Regions from separate parts of the Homo sapiens genome. Here region 1 is linked to region 2. Evidence: read pairs that join two places in POLR2A ChIA-PET (ENCODE). Cell type or tissue: endothelial cell of umbilical vein. All regions are shown on one strand. Region 1 overlaps CGREF1 (cell growth regulator with EF-hand domain 1). Region 2 holds the start of SLC30A3 (solute carrier family 30 member 3).

Evidence for each region. Peaks named below come from ENCODE experiments on the same cell type or tissue, not always from the same donor. Only the 100,000 strongest peaks of a DNase experiment are listed, where the experiment ranks them.
Region 1: POLR2A ChIA-PET joins it to region 2 with 5 read pairs; 5 of 35 experiments call an interaction of 5 or more read pairs at or near these places.

What each region holds. Positions count from the first base shown.
Region 1 is chr2:27,109,842-27,112,341 of GRCh38, reverse strand. The region is part of intron 1 of CGREF1 (cell growth regulator with EF-hand domain 1); the gene reads left to right. All of the region lies in intron 1 of LOC124907744 (a long non-coding RNA gene), which reads right to left. Among named protein-coding and RNA genes, the nearest start is that of CGREF1, 8.0 kb to the left of the region's middle. In endothelial cell of umbilical vein, no CTCF peak of the experiment used is centred here; no DNase peak of the experiment used is centred here.
Region 2 is chr2:27,262,072-27,264,571 of GRCh38, reverse strand. It overlaps SLC30A3 (solute carrier family 30 member 3), which reads left to right and starts at 1,525. Exons shown (of 8, transcript NM_003459.5): 1 at 1,525-1,760. The coding sequence starts at 1,666. RefSeq lists silencers at 1-16, 1,491-1,560, 1,581-1,760, 1,811-1,970. In endothelial cell of umbilical vein, no CTCF peak of the experiment used is centred here; a DNase peak (open chromatin) is centred at 1,391; H3K4me3 peaks cover 2,500 bases; H3K27me3 peaks cover 719 bases.

The DNA.
Region 1 (2,500 bases), 150 kb after region 2:
TTTTCCTTCTTAATATTGTTTGTGCCTTTTCTATTTGTTCTTTTAGTCTTTGGTTTATTTTTTTCTGAAATGGGGTCTCACTCTGTCACCCAGGCTGGAGTACAGCAGCACAATCACAGCTCACTGCAGTCTCAACCTCCTGGGCTCAAGTCATCCTTCACCTCAGCTTCCCAAGTAGCTAGGACTACAGGCGTGCACCACCACACCCAGCTAATTTTTTAAAATTAATTTTTTGTAGAGATGGGGGTCTCACTATGTTGCCCAAGCTGGCCTCCAACTTCTGGGCTCAAGCAATCCTTCTGCCTCAGCCTCCCAAAGTGCTGGTGAGAGGTGACAGTGTGTGCCCTCGCTCGTTCTCGGCGCCTCCTCGGCCTTGGCGCCCACTCTGGCCGCGCTTGAGGAGCCCTTCAGCCCACCGTTGCACTGTGGGAGCCCCTTTCTGTACTGGCCAAGGCCGGAGCCGGCTCCTTCAGCTTGCAGGGAGGTGTGTAGGGAGAGGCGCGAGCGCGAACCGGGGCTGCGCGCGGCGCTTGCCGGCCAGCGCGAGTTCCGGGTGGGCGTGGGCTCGGGGGCCCAGCACTCGGAGCTGCCGGCCGGCCCCGCCGGCCCCGGGCAGTGAGGGGCTTAGCACCTGGGCCAGCAGCTGCTGTGCTCTACTTCTCGCCGGGCCTCAGCTGCCTCCCCGCGGGGCAGGGCTCGAGACCTGCAGCCCGCCATGCCTGAGCCTCCCCACTGCCGTGGGCTCCTGCACGGCCCAAGCCTCCCAACGAGCGCCACCCCCTGCTCCACGGCGCCCTGTCCCATCGACCACCCAAGGGCTGAGGAGTGCGGGCGCAGGGTGTGGGACTGACAGGCAGCTCCACCTGCGGCCCCGGTGCAGGATCCACTGGGTGAAGCCAGCTGAGCTCTTGAGTCTGGTGGGGACTTGGAGAACCTTTATGTCTAGCTAAGGGATTGTAAATACGCCAGTTGGCACTCTGTATCTAGCTCAAGGTTTGTAAACACACCAATCAGCACCCTGTGTCTAGCTCTGGGTTTGGGAATGCACCAATTGACACTCTGTATCTAGCTAACCTAGTGGGGACGTGGAGAACCTTTGTGTCTAGCTCAGGGATTGTAAACGCACCAATCAGCACCCTGTCAAAACAGACCACTCCGCTCTCTGTAAAATGGACCAATCAGCAGGATGTGGGTGGGGGCCGGATAAGAGAATAAAAGCAGGCTGCCAGAGCCAGTAGTGGCAATCTGTTCAGGTCGTTTTCCATAGTGTGGAAGCTTTGTTCTTTCGCTCTTTGCAATAAATCTTGCTGCTGCTCACTCTTTGGGTTCACACTGCCTTTATGAGCTGTAACACTCACCACGAAGGTCTACAGCTTTACTCCTGAAGCCAGCGAGATCACGAACCCACTGGGAGAAACGAACAACTCCAGACGCACTACCTTAAGAGCTGTAACACTCACTGCGAAGGTCCGCAGCTGCATTCCTGAGCCAGCGAGACCACAAACCCACCAGAAGGAAGAAACTTCGAACGCATCCGAACATCAGAAGGAACAAACTCCAGACACGCCGCCTTTAGGAACTGTAACACTCAACCGCGAGGGTCCGCGGCTTCATTCTTGAAGTCAGTGAGACCAAGAACCCACCAATTCCGGACACACTGGGATTACAGGTGTGAACCACAACACCTGGCTCTCTTTGTTCCTAATTGAAATTGCCAAAGGTTTGTCTGTTTTACTAGGCTTTTGTTTCTTTGTATATATATATTTTTTATTTTACTAGTCTTTTTAAAGAAACCACCCTTGTTTGGCTCTGTTGCTTCTCTTTATTGTGTTTTTAATTTCTGCTATTATTTCATTTATTTTAATTTCTTTAAGTGTAGTCTCTTTTATTAGTGCTGTTTTTGTTATTTTTGGGTTTGTGTGTGTGTGTGTGTGTATTTTTTTGGAGATAGTCTGACTGTCACCGAGGCTGGAGTGTAGTGGTATAATTGCAGCTTACTACTGCCTCAATGTCCCACGTTCAAATGTTCTTCCCACCTCAGCCTCCCTAGTAGCTGGATCTACAGATGTATGTCACCACACCCAGCTAATTTTTTTAAAAATTATTTTCTGTAGAGACAGGGTGTTGCCCAGGCTGGTCTCAAACTCCTGGGCTCAAACAGAGACTATGTTGCCCAGGCTGGTCTCAAACTCCTGGGCTCAAGTGATCCTCCCACCTCGGCCTCCCAAAGTGCTGGAATTACAGGCATTAGCCACACACCCAGCCTTTACTTTTTATTTCTTCTTTTTCATCTTTTCCTGCTTTTATTTCTTCTTTTTCTGCCTTTCTTTTAGTTCAGTTTTTAAAATTCCATTAATTTTTTTCTACTGGTTTGAGGCTATACATTCCAGTTCTAATTTTTTAATGGTTATCCTTAAAATTTTAACATGCTTTTTTTTTTTTTTTTTTTTTTTTTTGAGACGGAGTCTTCCTCTTGTTGCCCAGGCTGGAGTGCAATGGT
Region 2 (2,500 bases):
CGTGCCGCTCTGCAGCAGCGGCGCAGGACAGTCCCTTCGCACGCGCCGCCCGCACACCTTGGCACGGGCCAAGCCACACTCTCCCCCGCCGGAACAGCCAGCCCGCCGCCCAGCTTTCCTAATCCGTTTAAGCCTCACCTCCTCCGCGAAGCTCTCCCGGGTTAACCCCATCACTTCCAACCACTGTATCTGGCACGTGCTCCCGTTTTTGTTTTGTTTTGTTTTGTTTTTTTGCAAGTGCACTCTTGGGCTCGTTGGAATAACAATATCGAGGGTAGGTGTCTGTCCCCAGAAGCCTAAGTTCAGGACGCCCAGTGTGTTCTGAAGGATGCGGCTGATGAGTTTCTTGCCTGGGCTCACTAACCATTCCCACCCTCCACGCTTCCCCATCCCTGCTCACTCGCTCCCCTCCTCCTACGGACCCTCCTCTTCACAGACTGTCACAGCTTCGAGTGCACAATCCTCTTCCCACCCCCTCCCATTCTACAGTGGCGGCAGGTGCGAGGGGAGAGAACATTGAGCATTTGAAGCTTCGACTTGAGGCTCGGCCACCGACTTTGCTGTAAGTCGCTCCCTCCCCTGGGTTTTAGTTTCCCCCAAATGAGGCAGAATGCGGTAATGTCCAGGAGGGCGCTGCAGGTGTGGAGGATGGGAATCACTAGCTGACACGCTGCCCCGCTGCCCCTCAGCCCCTCTCCATAAACAGTGGCCGTGACACCAGATAGGCGGCTCGACTTCACTGGACCCCCGCCCGTAAGAGAACTGTGAGCGCTCTCCAGTTGCCAGTGCGGCGTCCAGAGCCGGGGAGGGAAAGAGGATGGGGGTCCAGGCCGGGCCCTTTATTCACAGCCTGCATGACCTTGGACTCTTCTTCCTCTGGGTCTCAGTTTACTCATTTGAAAAGCAGGGATAACAGTGGGTTGAAGGAGAGCAGGAAGCTTGTCACCCAATGTTTCTGTATAAAAATAAATGATCATTCGCGGTACAGTGATTGGCAGCAGACTGGGCTCGTGAATTCCGACCCCAGATTCTCCGTAAAGGGGTTTCTGGAGTCCCTGGAATCTCCCTGTGTCACCGCTCACCTCATGTTCTTTCTGGTTCTCTGGAGATAGGTAATGGGTCCGCTCCTGTTTCTGCCTCCGCGTGAGGGTTGCGGCCACAGGGTGACGGCGTGGTGGGCGACACCCCCGCGCAGGCATGCACAGAGTGGTGGTCGTTGGGCGAAGGTTGGTCGTGAGGTTCTTGGGCTTCAGGAGCGAGGCTTGGAACCGGTGGGCGGGACTGTGTGCAGAGGTGGGGCTAGCTCGCCTGGGGGACGGGGCTGTGGAGATGAGGAGTTCTCCAGAACTCGGGTGGCGGGGCGCTCCCGGGCTCTGGCGCGGGGAAATGGGGCTTTGGCAGTGGGGGCGGGGCTTAAGGGTGGGGAGAGGCCGGGGAGCCTGGAGGCGGAGCTTGGGGAGCTCGCCCCACGCGGGGCGGGGCTCCGGCGGCAGCGGGATCTGCAGTTCGGACTCCGCGCGCCACAGTCGCTGCAGTTCGCTCCACTCTGGTGGCCCCGCCGCCCTGCGGGGATCCCGGGGGTCGGCGGGCTGCTCGGACTTGGCGCGGGGCCGGCCCGGCCTCTCTCTTCCTCGGTGGGGCCTAGACGGTCGGGGCACCGGGAACATGGAGCCCTCTCCAGCCGCTGGGGGCTTGGAGACCACTCGCCTGGTGAGCCCCCGGGACCGCGGTGGCGCCGGAGGCAGCCTGCGTTTGAAGAGGTAGGACAGACCTGGGCTGGCCCTCGGCCCGGGGGCGCCACCCTACTACCCTCCGTCCATTTCGTTGTCTCTCTCGGCGCGGGCCCCGGCGGCCGCCCCAGCGCACCGCGGGTCCCTCGCTCCGCTGCACCCCGCTTCATCCCCTCTGGCCACACGGAGCGCCCAGCCCTACACAGCCGGCTACGCCTCCTCCCGGCCGCCTGACTTCCTCGGGTGAAGCGGCCTCTCACTCCCCTCCGGCCGGCGTCCCAGGCCGCCGGACCCCTCCGCCACCCCCGCGGCGCCTGCCTTCCCTGGGAGCAGCTGCCGCTCGGTCGGGCCGGAGCCCTCGCCCGGTGCGCCAAGGTCCGCATTGCCCCGGGCCCAGGGCGGGAGCGCCTCGCTGCCCAGGCTTCAGAGCTCCCTCTGTAGGCCCCGGGGGCTCCCCTCCGCGCGCCCCCTCCAGCCGCGGCCAGCTGTGGGCGCCGGGGCCCGAGGATGGGCCGGGCTCCGCGCGGGTCTTGCGGGCCCCTGGGGGGCGGGCGGCCGCCGGGAAGCGAGGGGGCGGCGAGGAAGGAGCAGGTGCGGTCTGGGCAGCGGGGGTATTCCCGGCTCCGCACAGACGGGGCCGGGGGCGGCGAGGTGTGAAATGAGGCGCGCGGAGCGGCCGGGACAGCGGGCCGGGGGTGGCAGGAGAACCGCCAACGCGCCCCGCCGGCCCCCGCGCCTGCCGCCACCGTCCACCTGCCCCTCTGAGCGGC